Linked DNA regions of Mus musculus: region 2 is linked to region 1. Evidence: chromatin loops called from intact Hi-C (ENCODE). Cell type or tissue: heart. All regions are shown on one strand.

The links. Peaks named below come from ENCODE experiments on the same cell type or tissue, not always from the same donor. Only the 100,000 strongest peaks of a DNase experiment are listed, where the experiment ranks them.
Region 2: it touches region 1 in a loop (1.9-fold over the local background); 3 of 42 quality-filtered maps call a loop at or near these places.

What each region holds. Positions count from the first base shown.
Region 1 is chr1:91,049,001-91,057,000 of GRCm38, forward strand. It overlaps Lrrfip1 (leucine rich repeat (in FLII) interacting protein 1), which reads left to right and starts at 4,444. Exons shown (of 25, transcript NM_001310732.1): 1 at 4,444-4,723. The coding sequence starts at 4,658. In heart, a CTCF peak has its summit at 3,972; DNase peaks (open chromatin) are centred at 3,931, 5,051, 6,111, 6,961 and 1 weaker place; H3K4me3 peaks cover 4,889 bases; H3K27ac peaks cover 5,443 bases.
Region 2 is chr1:91,000,204-91,008,203 of GRCm38, forward strand. It overlaps a transcript of Lrrfip1 not described here. Among named protein-coding and RNA genes, the nearest start is that of Rab17, 35 kb to the left of the region's middle. In heart, a CTCF peak has its summit at 3,972; DNase peaks (open chromatin) are centred at 298 and 1,098; H3K4me3 peaks cover 1,750 bases; H3K27ac peaks cover 3,370 bases.

The sequences.
Region 1 (8,000 bases):
GTGTGCTAAAGGCTGAGCCACACCATAACTAGAAACAGGTATTTTCAGTAAGTAAAACAGTCTTGGGGTTCCCGGTGTGATTAGATATCCTGCAGCACTTCAGTAAACCTCAGTGTTTTGCGAACGGAAGGCGTCACACCAAGCCTGGGTGATGGCCTAAACCCCAGTTATCATAGTATATAGTCCCAGCTATGGCTTCTAGGGAATTGTCTAAGGATCCAAACAAAGCAAGAACATATATGTAGACCCATTGTGTGTGCAAGCCATTGGAGGTGTTTGTTCTATTGCCCATTGTCGATGGGGCTGGTGATTCATGTCTGTGAAAAAGAAACACCAGGGTTGTGATGGTGAGAAATTATTTTAAGTTGGTTACCTGATTAATGGGAGCGGAGAGCCACCGTGCCTTGCCTTTGCCTCTTTCTGTGGTCACCCTGCAGCCCAAACCACAGAGGAAGACAAAGCTAGGGAGCCTAGCAACAGATGCCAGGGAGACAGAGTAAACGGGGCTTGGGTGGAGCCCCAGTCTGGCTCACTCTGTGGCTGAGCTGTGATACTTATGGCCCTCCAACAATGCAGGCTATTGTTTTTACCGTTTGTTCTGTTCTCGGAGTTCTTTATTAGGTTCCTGAGCATGATCTTGTGCACCTGAGAACTCATGTTGAGACTCCAGACATTTGTTTTTCTCTGAGATCACAGAGGACACACCCACACCATACACACAGACACATACCAATCCCCCCACATACATTACACACACATACACCACACGCAGATACAACATACACACCCACACAATACACTCAGATGTACATCATTTCATACATACATGCCATGTACACATATACCACACACACACATACCACACACACATACATTACACACACCAGTCACACATGCATACACCATACACATATATACATACCTCATACACACAACACACACACAAATACAACATGTACATATACAACACACATATAACACACACATATACACATACCCACACATACACCATAAGCATGGTAGGGACATATCTTTCCTAAAACCTACTGTGTGCTCACAGAAAGAGATACAGGGCCTAATCCCAGCACTCCAGAGGCAGAGGCAGGCAGATTTCTGAGTTCAAGGCCAGCCTGGTCTACAAAGTGAGTTCCAGGACAGCCAGGGCTATACGGAGAAACCCTGTCTCGAAAAACAAACAAACAAACAAACAAAAAAGAGATACAGGGCTTAAATAGTATCACCAAGACAAATCTGTGAGCTCACAGGTCGGTCAGGGCCTGGCCATATGGAAGGGGCTGCAAATGCAAAGCCAGCTTATTAGAAATGGCTGCCTATTGGCCATGTTTACCAAAAGGAGACAACTGAGCTGCATCATCAACCTCACAGCTTTTTATATGAAGACCCTGGGCCCTACAGGGCATGGAGGCACACTCTTTGAATCCCAGCAGTCTAGAGATGGAAACAGGAGATTCCAGAGTTCAAGGACAGCATTGGCTACATGATACCATCTGAACAGAGGAAAGACAAAGACCTTTGATACCATCAAGATGTCAGTCCAGTGCACCCAGTGAGGCTCCCCTTGCACTTTCAAAGGTGTCCTGGGGCCTTCTGCCTGATGTTTCGTGTGCTTAGGAGGCTTGAGGTTTTCCAAGCAGAGGCTTTCCTATCGCTCTGCCAAGACACCGTTAGAGTTCTGTTGAGGTGAACATTTATGTAGACGCCCCATTCTACCGGGTGTCAATGTTCATACCTTCCCACATTCCAGAAGTTTGTAGAGTCCCTTCACACTCATAAACCTTGCTGTGCCTTGCAAAACATTAAAAAGGCTGATGTCGGGTTGGGGGGCTGTCAAAGAGGGGCATCAGAGAGGGACTGGCATAAGAATTAATGGAAGGTAGTTTGGGGTCTTTACCCTTTGTCAGAACATAGGTCGATTCATTTACTTTTTATTTAGTTTTAAGACAGGGTCAAACTCTGCAGCCCTGTCTGTTTTGGAACTTTATCTATATACCAGGCTGGCCGAGAACTCAGAGAGATGCCTGCCGCTGCCTCCCTAGAACTGGGTGGGATTTTTTTGTTTGTTTGTTTTTGGAGACAGTGTTTCAGGTAGCCAAGGCTGGCTTCAAACTTGGTGTAAAAGCCAAGGTTGGCTTTCAATTCTCAATCCTCCTGCCTCCACCCTCCAAGTAGATTACATGCAAGTGTAACCAGGACATAGCATTTAGATTTAAATGGCACTGCCAAGGGTCGATAGGAAACATACGGATTTCCAGATTTCTGGAGCTGGGAACCGCCCACGTCTGTCACCAAACAGGACAGACTGGGTTCACCTGAGTCAAAATGTGGCACCTGAGAGAGCAGGCTGTTAGGGTGCTGGCTGCCATAACATGTTGCCATTCTGTGGAATCGCAAGTCTTTTATGTGTTTATCGCTATTCTATGGCTGGTGGTGTATCCCAACTCTTGAGGCTAGGAATCTCACTGTCCTGCTCCCTCCCACTGTCCGTCCCCCCCACCCCCAGGGAGACAGTGGGAGGAGTGAGGGGAGGAATTATCCTTTTCTCTGGCTCAGCCCAGTTCCAGTTCTCAGCCATTTCAGTTTTATGGCCCTGCTTCCTTCTTTCTGTGCGAGAGGAGGCAGCAATGAGTGGGCTGGAAGATTGGAAGGGCCGCTAGGCTAGGACGGTATAGGGTGATGTTCTTTCCTAGACACCAGGCAGAGACAGAGCCTTGTTGTTTATGAGCTTGCTAGAAGCCAACAGATTCCATGGTTCTGGGGATATGCTCTGCAAATTAATAACAAATCTCTTCAGACATTGTCTCCGGACATGCAGAGCAAAGCAAGCTGGCCCCTGGGCTGCTGTGGTGGGGAAGTCCCAGGGTTCCACATGGCCAGAGGCTTAGATTCTCCCTATCTAGGTGAGAATACAGTAACCCGACTCTCTCAGGCTGTGTTATTAACTGGATTCCACTCTCACCTGTAAAGTTAGTCCTAGTAAAACTACTTGGACCCCCATAGAAATTCCACAGCCCTTGCCGTTACGGTGTTATCCAAAACTATTCTCTCTGATTGATAGAGCTTTGTTTGTAAACTGTGATGCTGAAACCAACTGCTGGGAGCAGGTCTTCTCCTTCCCAGGAAGTTTTCCTCATCTGAAACACTTCACCAAAGCTTGGTACCCATTTTCTTTCGGCCTGCATAGTACTCCTCAAACTAGGTCCCCTTCATCCCTTTGGTCCAGGCCATCCTGCCCCCTAGAACTCGTCTTTCTGTGTCTACTCTCTGGTCTACCCAGTCCTTCGAAGCACTACCCAGAGACTTAGTACCAGAATGCTGCTGCCCCACATGTGCATAAGCCAGCGCACACTGGTTCCTTGTTACCAAAAAAGCGTGTCAGCCGGGCTCAGATGTGACTGGCTTCTCTAGATCTTTCTGGAGTCTCCAGTACAGAGAAACAAGGCAGGGGGCCCTCTGATTTTCCTTTTGAGCCCGAAGAAGGCTCTTCTAGGGTGGAGAAAACAGGTCACCCAGGCCATGTGCTCCTGTCCATAGCGCACAACACTGGAACCTTCTGGTTGCTTGCCCGCTTGGCTTTAAGTTTAAATCAGGGGTGCTCCTGCCCAGTGGACGTGGAAGGCGCGTGCTGCGAGTCGGGTCACTGTCCAGCGTGGATACTAGTTCCTCGACGCTCCCTATCGGATCGCGGCTGTCACCTCCGCTTGATTCTCGCTCCTGTCCAGCGTGGTCATGGGCGGTAGCTTTGTGGTCCCCAAAGCCGTGCCGGCTCGGAAGACAGTAGTGACGGGCGCAGCTGCGCTCTGGCAGAGGCTCATGCGGTGTGGTTCCAGCTAAAGCCACGCGTGTCCTAACCGAAGGCGCGCCTCCCTAGGCCTGGGCTGGTCTCCCGCGCTGACTCAGCTGGGGACGGCCAGGGCGTGGCCAAGGGTGGGGTCCCCAGGGTCTTTCCCTCAGTCTTTCCGGTGTCTGCCGCAGGGACTGGGTGGTGATTGATGGCACAGCAGCTTGCTGGCCAGGAGCGGTCTGGAGGGGAGGGAGGCGGTTCCGGAGGCTCTGAGGCGGTGCAAGAGGAGGAGCGTGGGTGGGGCTACGGAGGAGGAGCTGGGGTCCCGGGTAGGCGGGCCCGAGTGGACCTCATGGTAGGAGTGCTTTGGCTGAGAGTGCCATCGTGGGCGAAGCCGACGACTAAAGTGGCAGAATGTGGCTGCGAGGAAGGAAAGTTGGAAGCAGATGGACACAGGCTGGGTGGAACCATAGAGGAAGGGGTACAACCCCCTGGAAAGAGCGCGGGAAAGGGGCTGGGAAGGAAGGAGAGGCGGGCATAGGGTGGGTGGGGCGTGGGGAGAGGCTGGGCGGGGCTGGGGCGGAGTATGCCCCCGGCTCCTCTCTTGCCACCCCCGCCCCCGGCCGGGAGCCACCTGCGCCCCGCCCCGCCGGCCGCACCCCAGCTAGGGAACCTCGGAGTTGGGCGTCCGAGCGTGTGCGCCCAGGGGATCGTTGAAAGTTCTACTTCTGCCTGGACGGCTTTCCTGGATCCCAGAATGTGGCCTCACTGAGAACCCTCTGCCTGTGGACTAGGGAGCGGGTCTTCCGCGCGAACTCTTGGGTGGGAAGTTGGTCTGCACTTCACTTCGGCAACATGACCAGCCCAGAGGGCGCGCAAAACAAGGAAATCGACTGTCTGAGTCCAGAGGCGCAAAGACTGGTAAGAGGGAGACATGATTCAGACCTGTGCCTGCCAGCAACCGCCGCCTGGGTCCCTCAGTTGGTTCTAAGGTCAAGGACAGTGGCCCCTTCAGCTACCGTGGTGCTGCTGGAGTAGAGGCGAGTGGGCTTGGGCCACTCGAAAATCCTGATATAGGGCAGCTCCTGCCTACCATCAGGTGGTTGGCTGAGTGTAAGGTGTCCGTAGGCGGAGCTCTGAAAAGTACATTTTATGCTCCAATGTTCCTCTCAAGGACGAAAAGGAGAGTGGGCTCTCCCTCCACCCCTAGTGATGGTCTTTAGGCAGGCTTTGCCCAGCTGGCTGGCTCTGGCCAGGACCCAACCGAGGTCTGAGATCTGAGGGTGGTGTAGAGTTTCACAGGGAACTGCTGGTTTGGTGTTTTACCGAGTACAGCACCTGGGTCCTCATCCAGCCGCACCACCTTGCCATGAGTGGCTTGGAGGGTTTACAGGTTCTTGACCTCAGGAACACCTTCCTCTAGGATCCAGGGCCCCAGATCCACTTCGGCGGGTGCCAGAAGCCACTTGTGTCTGGGCAAGGTGCTTACGCATATTTTACTTCCCGAACTTACGTAGGGACAGTGGATGAGGACGACGGTGATTGAAAATTGGGCACCGGGGAGTTGGGGGATTTTTGGTTGTTACAGCCTGTGTAGTTTATAGTTTTGGGGTCTGGGAGTTCAGGCAGGATCCATAACCCAAACTAGCCTTGCTCTCAGGATTCTCATGTCTCAACCCTTCCACTATCGGGCTTACAAGCCTGCATCACCCACCCACCCCCCCCACCCCCGCGCGCCTTATCCATGGCTGTGGTTGCTTATTAGTGGGAATATTTCAAAGTAAATTGTACTCTGTGAAACCATGTATTTTATGGAGTTGATACCAGAGAGAGGGGGAGACCCAAGGTTCCCATTTTAGCAGGCTTTTGTGAGACCTTGATAAAAACTGAGCCTCAGCCACTCATTCTCCAGGTAGGAGTTAATCCTGTAGTTAGTTGGTCTTTAAGGAAGAGTAGTCGAGGCAAGGCTGCTCTGACTGGGGGAGCTTCCTCCAAGTGCTAGGAAGGCTAAGTAAACTTTTATTCCAATGACAGACTTGTAAAATGTCAGTTCCTTGCTGAGAATTGCTGGGCTTTTTTCCCCTGTCTGTTTTATAATGTTTATTCTATGTCCCTACTTAAACTTGGGCAGTCAAGGAGGCTTTTGGAGCTGTAACCTGTAGGCCTAGGGAGGGAACCTGCAGGGCCACTTTGGAGCCCTCTTAAGGGAGGCTCAGGGAGGAGAGAAAGCTTCTGAGACATGAGTGTTCAGAACAGAGGCCCAGGCAGACCATAGAAGGCAAGCAGGAGGAGGAAGTCAGCCCTGGGCTGGTTCTAGCGGACAGGAACCAAGTGCCTGCATCCTGGGCAAAGGAAGGAGAAACACCAAACCCCGAGAACAGGGATGTAAAGAAGTCGAGGAGGGGCCCAAGAGGTGGGAATCCACTTCCAACTCCAAGATACCAGCCACAGGTCCCCCTACTCAATTTGGAGCCTGCCTGGGATCCAGGCGGGATACTGTTGTAGCCCAGCAGTAAGAGGATGGAAGCAGTGGTCATTCAGCCTAGCACTCATTGGGCTAATCAGTCCATGTCCAGAATCCAGGAAGCACAGAGTGCTGGATAGTTTGTGAGTGTTTACATGTAAGGCTATGGCCGAATCCATCTAGCAATGAGCCCTGCCCTGCCCCAGATGAGGTTATTTTTAGTCTTTCCTTCTCTCTCTCTTAATGTAATATAACCTTCATACACTGCTCTGTAGCCCTCTCTGTGCATCTGATGGAGGCCCGATACCTAACAAAAAGATGGTCAAAAATCTAACAACGCTGGATTCTTGAACGCATTTAGTTCCAGAAGATTCTAGAAGGAAATTATGAATCTTTAAGAGGTTTACAAAACAGTAGCAAAAGTTTGTTAAAAGAACACAGAAAAAGAAACACAGTGTGGCCCCTGTTTATGAGGCTAATGGCCTGCTGGGCAGGAAGTGTCCAGGGCATGACAATGGCCGGTGTGTTAGAAGGGGGGCCACCCAGCTGCCGTGGACCCTGGGTTGAGCATGTTGCTGGAGGCCAGCAGAGATGGTTACAGAATAGCTTTTGTGTTCTGCAGTAAGTGTCCCTGGCTTGTAGGAGCAGGGGCGTCTCTAGTGGACGAGGGCCGGGTTGAATAGTTGTGAGAGGACCACGTGGGTAAGAGGAAACAGACAGACAGCGTGATCTCCTCAGTCTAAGACAATGGGCAAGACTGGAGCAGAGTGAGATGGTGCAGGGCTGGACACCTGCAACCCTGGCCCTCAGAGGCCGCTCCGAAGGAACTCCAGTTCTAGGCTAGCCTGGACTATCTAGCAAGAGCCTGCTTCAAAACAAACATACAGGGGTTGAGAATATAATTCAGAGCTGGAGTGCTTACCTAACACTGTGTTCAAGGCCTCAGCATCACAAAGGAAAAAGGAGGGGAGAGAGCAGAGTTGAGGGGATGCTAAGCAGGTGAGAAGTCTCAGAGGCTCTGCATCCACAGAGGAAACTGGCGTTCAGTTTGTTTGTGTTTGTTTAATCTTACATGTATGGGTGTTACGGCTGCATGGTTGTCTGTGCCTGACTTGCCTTCCTGATCCAAGTGAAGACCAGAAGAGGGCTTCAGATCCCTTGACGTTATACACTGCACGCTGTGTAGATGCTGGGAATTGAATCCCTGTCCTTGAGAAAGGCGGCCAGTGGTAACTAAGCCATGTCTCCAGCCCCAAAGTGGCATTTCTTCAACTTCCGGAACTTCTCTGAGTCACTCGGGTTGTGTCACCTCTGGTCTCTTTCCACACACTGATGAGCACCTACCCTGAAAGAGGCTGGCCAATCCATACCAGGGCCAGGATGCAGATAGAGGGGTAGAAGTTAGCCCTGTCGGTCATGTGCACACATGGCTGAATGCGGGCAGGCTGTGACCGTAGCCCTGCATAGAGTATGAACTTACTATAACTCAGTCACAGGGCTTTGTAAGTGACCTTGTGTCACAGTGGAGCCCCTCTCACAGGATCCTGTACCCCACACAATCCGAAGGTCCTGAAACCTGGAGTATGGACTGACATTTTAAATGTGTTGTTTCTCCATGTAAAGATAAAAGTAGTGAGCTCTTTCCTTTTGAGTTGTAGGTCTGAGGCCATTTGCCTCATTTTTCTAGCCTGACTTATTACTGTGTCCTTGACCCAAACATGTTTGCACTCTTCC
Region 2 (8,000 bases), 49 kb before region 1:
GGTTACAGGACCTTTGGCTAAATACAGACCCTTGCTACATGTAGTGGTTTGAATATAATTTCCTGGTTACAACAGTCTCTTATGTGGCTCTGTGACTACCCAGCAAATAAGTGTCCCTGGGAGGGCCAGAGTGCCCCATAAATCCTGGTGGTTGCAGGACAAAGGAATGAGAAGATTGGGAGTCTCGTAAGCCAACCTCTTATCGGGTGGTTGGTATAAAAATAGATTGGAAGCAGAGGCCAGGGGATGGTTCTGCCTTACACCCAGGGAACCGCAGTCAGCAGTTATAAAGACAGGCAGGAGTCAGACCTGAGCTTCCAGACAGGTCGGACCACTCAATACTAACTGTGCTGGTCTAGGAAAGCCAGCTTCCCAGCCCCCACCCCCTCAGCCCTGGTCTCATCTCTGAAAGAGAGGCAGATTTCCTGAGGCTTAGGGGACACACAAAGGAACAGCAGGCAAAGTATTTCCAACCAATGCATGAAATGAGTGCACCCCCGAATAAGACAAACCAATGGTGAAAGTCAACCACAGATGTGGCACTTACCCAGAGCCAGGGGCATTCAATGAAAAGACTGGAGGGAGCAGGTGATGCTGTCTGCTCTGGTACAAATTGAATTCTGTTGGCCAACTGTGAAGCTAAATCAGTATTCAGGTGGCAAATATCTATGCCCTGAATAATTTAATGTTCTTATGGACACTAGTAAAATTGTCTCCAGCTTGGTTTCCAATTCACTCTTGAATCCATGATCATGGTATCCAACAGTTAATCCTAAACAGCCAAGAGTTAGCAGGAAAACTAGCAAGGATTTGGATCAAAAAGGGGGTCTGGCAATGTGGGTAGAATTATCTTGTCACCTAGCACGGGAGAGGGCAAGCTGGGAGAATGTTTGCGGACTTGGAGGCCAGTCTGGGCTACAAAGTGAGACGCTATCTCACAAAAAAGAAGAGTGGGTGGGAACCTGTAGATCAACAGTCCCTGTAGAAGATCCCATCTGATCAGAAGGGTCATGGAAGGGTCTGAAGGTTTGGAATGAGAATTCCAGCTAGCAGATAACATCAGAGGCTGCTTCCTGGAGGAAATGGTATCTTGAGCTCTTGAAGGATGTATCTACCAGCCAGACAAAAGTCCTGACCACTTGACAAGAGACACATAGCAGCACAGTATGGGACTCCCAGGCGAGAATGCTAGTGCTTGTATCTCAGTACTACAGGCTCCTGTATGCTGACCACATCCACAGGCAGAGGTGCTGTGTGGAAGTTCACTGACTTTAGCCTCGGCCAAGGGGTCATTCCAGGATGGATCCCTGAATTGTAGTACCCTCTGTCTGCATCTCTCTACAGACCTAGTTGCAGCTTTCTGAGGAACCTCTACAGGTCTCTAGAGTTTTCCTGCTCCGAATTCTGAGACCACAGATGACTGGCTTCCATGAAGTCCCTGTGGCAAAGGGAGACAGGGCTATCCATGCCAGGCCTGGATCTGGGGAGGGCCCCTTGTCCTGTGCACATGCCAACTAAGGACTGGGCATCCCTGCCCCAATCCTTTAGGAAGCTGTATAGTCCTGAGTGGAGGTGGAGTGGTTATAAGAGCGGTAGGAGGAACAGAACGTTGCCTTCAGGAAGACAAATGGAGACCCTGAGCCAAGGTCATCAGGAGACCTGGGTCATACAGGCAAGGGACTCACTCAGTGGCATGGAATAGGAGTGCAGTTCTCCTGGAGCTAGGAAGTTCTCTGAGAAAGAACAGAGCCTTTCAGTGCCCTTTCCCCCACAGTCTGCCTTGTCTCTTTCCATTTCCACAGGTCCTATCTGGCTCCAGTCCAGCAAATAGATGGGTTGTCATTTAATATGCCTTTGGCATATCAGTACTGACTGGATCATCTTTAGGAGGTGAAATTCTAGCATGATGTTGGGGGAAGGGGCCTGCCATCAGTCTCCAGACAGTAAGGCATGGCCTTCTAGGAGGCTGGGAGTGCCAGGTCTCACATATGGGCAGAGGTGTTGCTGAAGTCTTCATAAGGTGAATCTCCAGGCTGAGTCTTCCTTCCTCCCATGTGGACCTTCTGCCAGGGACTTTAGGGGGGCCTGGGCTTCCCCCTCAGCGCTCTGTCCAAGGTTGTTCAGTGTCCTCTCCAAGGCTTTCCAATGCCACAGTCGCAGCAGCTGGCTTCATTTGGGTTTGCCCATCATCTTGGGTGGTGAGTTGGTTCCTCCCTCTGTGGCCTACACGAGATGCCTTTCCACATTCAGCAGGACAAGACAGGAAGGGGAGGGGGATCTGGGTGGTTCTTCTAAGAGAGACACAGATCTGGTCATCATCTGTAAGGTATTAAGAATGGCCATAACTGTCTCTGAAGCCTCTTGTCCAGGGAACCCACTGTGAGGGGATCCTCCTAGCATGTGGTCCAGGAGCCCTGAATGTTGAAAACTCAGAGCCCACCCCCAGCTTCACCTTCTCTGGACCAAAGTTCCTGATACATAGAAGATACCCCCACCCTTCTCCCCAGCAGAGCTCCTGGGAAAGGCAACCTGCAGCCATTAGCTCACACATGTTAGAACAGAGAATGTCACTCTCCCACCCTGGAGACTTCCTGTCCTAGACTCACAGGCTGATGGTACCTTCTATGTTCCGCTGCTGAGCCCATGCTCCGTCCTGCTTGCCTCTAGGGCTCCTGCAGGAAACCACTAGCAGCCATGTGCAGGCTGCAGGCTTGTCTCCTAGGAGACCTGCTGTGAGCACCACTCCTGGGCTGGGCAATCCTACTGAGATAGTCCATCCACGTGCTCTGCTCATCCTCCCAAGCAGACCTCAGGACTCTACCTGTGTAAGGTGAGCCTGTCTATACATCTGCTTGCTCAAGCTTCAAGGCCATTGGGATATCAATAGGTTGGGGTGTGTTCATGGGTCTAGCTCATTTTAGACCCTTACCTCTGCTACCTTTGGCACCAAGGTGACGTGGCTTTCTTGGATTGAGGGATCTGGGAAGAATTCAGCTATCATGACAAACTCCTGGCCTCTGTCATAGTTCCCATGCCCTACCCCACCCCCACTGTGACAGCACACTAGGGCCTGAATTCAACAGTCCTTTTTGCTACCCAGCCACTTAACTTCAGTCGGATGCCTTTGTTTCCCAAGACTAGTCAACTCATAAAAACCTAGTGGACACTGGCTGGCTGTGCCACCCAGGGTGGTTAGGCTATTACTGTGCAGTCAGGAAGTGGTGGTACCCCACCTTCCATAGGGTGGGGGAACATGTGGCTGTTCATTGTCCAATGTGAAGAGCTGCCCCACCTCAAATATAGCCATCTTGGGTGGCCCTCCTAAAAGAGACACAGATCTGGGGGCTGGGCATCATCTGTGAGGTATTATGAATGGCCAAAGCAGGAGTTCCTGGGTCTGTGAGCTTGGACTGTTGATGTGATTTCTGAAAGATGGAAGAAGCTGAGAGGATTCAGAGTCTCATCTGGACCGCTCTGCTGTCTCTGGTGGCCTCCAGGCCCCACCCATAGCTATTTCTATCAGAGCCAGCTGTCTCTTCCTCCATCTGTGGACCGTCTAAGTGACTCCTAGCTCCATGCTCAGCGTTGGGGTTTTCCTATGAAAGGCTGAAGAGACCTTAGACTGAATGGTGAAGACCACAGTCCTGGACTGTAGTCAAGGTTGTCACCTGTAAGTCTCATCTAAGTGTGGGACACAAAAGGAAGAAGGGGACAACTGTGAGCAAGCCATTCTCAGAAGCTTCATCCCACAAGCATACTAAGTCCCATCAGAAGAGTAGAGCATTCATTTAATGTCCTGTCTAAAGCCTCATTGCAGATGACAGCCTACGCTCAGGTCAGCTTCACCCATCCCTGGGACAGCTGTCCCCAGCTGACCTGTGAGCCCTCAGTGTAACCTTTCATGAGGCAGACACTAGTGCTCTCTGCCTTCCTGTATCCAGGATTTCCTCCTTTCACGCCCCCGTCTGGAGAGCTTTAATTTTTACCTCAGCAAACGAATATGCAGTTTTGCTGTTATTCATGTTCTCGGGCCATTACCAACACAGCTGGATGGTTCTCTTAATTGTTTTGTAACTTTAGGGTTTTCTTTTTAAATTTCTATTTATTTATGTGTGCCTGTGTGGGTTTATGTGTACCATGTGAATGTAGGAGGCCAGAAAGTCTTAGATTCCTTGGAACTGGAGTTATAGACAGTTGTGAGGCACCATTCAGGGTGCCAGGAACCAAACCTGGGTCTACTGTGGAAGCAATTAGAGGTCTTAATGCTGGTCTGTCTCTTTGGATCATGAACTGTTCTTTCAATACTTGTCAGACCCTGACACTTCTCTGGTGAGACATGGCTTCTTACATTGCTGTGTGTATTGATTTGAAAGCACTAATGATGAACTCAGTCACCAGTATTGCCTCCGTGTCACAGTAAGGAGAGAAATCAAGGCCCTGCCCACTTGATGTCATTTAACCAAGAGTCTGTCCAGATTGCAAGTTTCTATTTTGCTCTCTTCTATCTCCCGTTATCCCAGTCTGCCTGTAGTATGAGTCTGAACCTGCGCCTGAGTACTGTCCTGTGAATCTGTCCTTGTGTCTTAGTTTCTATATGTCTCACAAAGGGCTTTGCTCTGTCTTTTATTGACCAGCACAGAAAACATCACAAGGGGAAGGAATGAAGGACACTCTACAGAAATCTCTAACAGAGTTTTACAAGGGATTAAGTCACAGTCTCCAGCTAACCCCAACTTACAGACAGTAGTATAAACATTTTTCACTAAGCAATAAACAAATATTGTTGGCAACATTAATGGTGGATACTTGGTTTATAAGATTATTTTCAACCTATATTTGCTGTTTTCAGCAAATAATTAGCGTAATACACACATTGTTCTCTGGGGCAGGAGCATGGGAGAATACATAATTTAAGATTATAGTTATGCATTAGCTTGGATTATAGAAGCTGGTTACATGGGAAATCCAAGGCAAGTCAGGTTGATTGTTACATTGCTTTCTTTTATTTTTTTTTTAAGATTTTTATTTACTTTATATATGTGGGTACACTGTCTCTGTCTTCAGACACACCAGAAGAAGGCATCGGATCCCATTACAGATGGTTGTGAGCCACCATGTGGTTGCTGGGAATTGAACTCAGGACCTCTGGAAGAGCAGTCAGTGCTCTTAACCACTGAGCCATCTCTCCAGCCCCTTACATTGTTTTCTTAAAGGCAGATCAAGCAAACTGCTGAGTCCACAGCAGGATGTCAGTCCTGAGTCTTACATGACCTCAAGGTATATTATTAACTACACACACATATATATATGTATATATGTATACACACACACACACGCGTGCGCGCTCGCACGCGCGTATATGTGTATATATATATAATATATATACACACACGTGTATATATGTATACACACACACATACACACACACACACACACACACACACACACACACACACATATATATATATATATATATATATATATGACTGTGAGGTCCAGCAAAAGTTCCAGTTTCTAGAATGTAAAAGATACTTTCATAAATGATCCATTGCCACTGTCCTGTAAAAGCCAAATATTTTAATGGGCCCATAAGTCCCTGAATGTCCCTGGGGAGTGCCACAGTTTTCACAAATATTATGCATATATGTAGATATTCCATTATTAAAGTGCAGCTTATAAAACTATTCTTCATAGGTTTATCAAGCTTAGATGCTGTCTGTTGCCTTCCTGGGTAGAAGATTGAGAGTGGGTATCCGTGGAGACAAGTTGCCATTCCCCCACATCCTCATCCTGTATTTCTATTGTTGTGGTTAAATAATATACTCATTGGCATAATGTCATGGTAGGTTGAGGATATTAGATGCTAGAATCAGGTTTCATGGGTTCAGATTTGTCCTTTGTTCCATGGTCAAAAGCAATTATATGAGCACTTGGACCTCCTATAAGTACAGCAGGGAAATACTAACAGTCCACTTCCCATGAGGTAGGTGATTATGAGAGCAAACGAAAGATGTCAGGTAAAGGTCTCAGGGCAATGGCCAAAGTGCACTCAGGAAACGCCGGTGGAAGTGACCGTATTACATAGCACCCATCACTTTGGGAGCCAGGCAGCACAAGTAGCTGTTTCTTTTTATTTAAACTGCTTGCCTGTGCCCATGTCTATGATCTGTAATTCTTCAAAGTCTTAACAAGCCCTTTGTGGTCCCGTTTGTAATATAATTAGACAAGTCAGGCCATCATCCCATTCTATCTATTCCCCACAATCCTCCCAGTCAGGTCTGGGTGTCCTCGGGCTTTGACCCCCTCAGCTCTTGCTCCCTCTTACAGCTCTAAAGGATGGATCTTTTTGGCGGGGGGTGGGGGAGTGTGAGTCCCCATTTCCTGGATTGTAATTGTCTTTTATGGCTCTAAACTTGGTTTTGCTGGAACAGGTCCTTCTGAACAAGGTCCCCTTTTCCAAATATTTGCACGTCTACAAAAGCCTCCTATCCTACCCTCCCACTTGATTGATAGTTTGGTTGTATATAGAGGTCTAGGTTAAAAATAAGTTTCCAAAGAATGCCAATGGTTACTCTGTGTCCTTTGAAGTGGTTTCCAGTTGGCATTGTTAATTGAAAAGAACCCTGTGCAGAAAGTGAAGGTGGCACTCGGTCCTCTGTGGGGGGAAAGCTGCAATTTGTCGGCATTCGCTTGAAGGAACACCGGCAGAGCCACAGCGGAGGAGCGTGGGAAGTAGCGAAAGCAGGTTTGTCAGGGACGTGCCTGTATTACCTACCAAGCCAGTAAGTCAATGTGGAAAAGCAAAATTAAAAATTAATTTCTGCCATCATCTTAGGGCCTCTTCCTATTTTGTTCTAGCATTGAGGGTTGCTCTGAGAATTTTAGTCTCTCCCACGGTCAGCTTCATAACCTGCTTTTATTCTCTGGACCCTGTAGCAATCACTGTTCTTCCTACCCTAGGCTTTTCCCATGTGTATCAAGCATAACTGGCTTCATTGAATCTGGAAATGACTATCCAAAAGTTCTGTGACATTTCTGGTATCCCCACCCCACCAACCAGCAGGATACCTGATCTTCCTTTTGTTCTTTCTACACCTCTGTCTTTTGTTAGATTGTTTGGAACAGAATTCAAGTTAATCTACTCCTACTAAATATACCTGAACTATATTTAATTTTGATTTCTTGAGGTTTCCCTCCTGCCCCTCATCCTTTTCCTCACTTTGTGATTCTTCCTTTAAAATTTTGTTTTTTTCTGTGTATTTATTTATTTTGAGACATAAATCAGATCTGCCTTGAGATTACAGAGATCCTCCTGCCTCTGCCTTCTAAGTGCTGGGTTTAGAAGTGTGTGCCGCTGTACTCAGATCACACGGATTTATTTTATGTGTGTGTGTGTGTGTGTGAGAGAGAGAGAGAGAGAGAGAGAGAGAGAGAGAGAGAGAGAATGCACACATGTGCAACCACAGGGCAAATGTCAAAAGACAACGTGTGTGTCACTTCTCTCCACCATTCAAATTCCAGGGATGAAACTCAAGTTGTCAGTCTAAGAGCAAGTGTATTTACCCACTGAGCCATCTGACCAGCCCCCTTTTTCCTTTTAATCTCTCTCTCTCTCTCTCTCTCTCTCTCTCTCTCTCTCTCTCTTTCTCTCTCTCTCTCTCTCTCTACTTTTCTACAAATACAGAGTCTCACTATGTAGTCTAGGCTGGTCTTGAACTCACTGTCTCCCTACAAAACTGATAAATCATTCATTAGTTTGGAGTTTTAAAAAAAGTAGGATTTTTGAGCTGGATTTAGGGACACACACACCTGTGATATTAACCCTTGAAAAGCAGAAGTAGTAAGATTGCTACATGCTCAAGGCCAGCTTGGATTATATAGCAAGTTCTAGGATGGCCAGGGTGATCTAGCAAGACCTTTTTCTCAAAATAGAATAATGGCGGGGGGGGGGGGTAGGAAGGAAAAGAAAGAAAAGAAAAATCCAACAAAATAACAGAAAA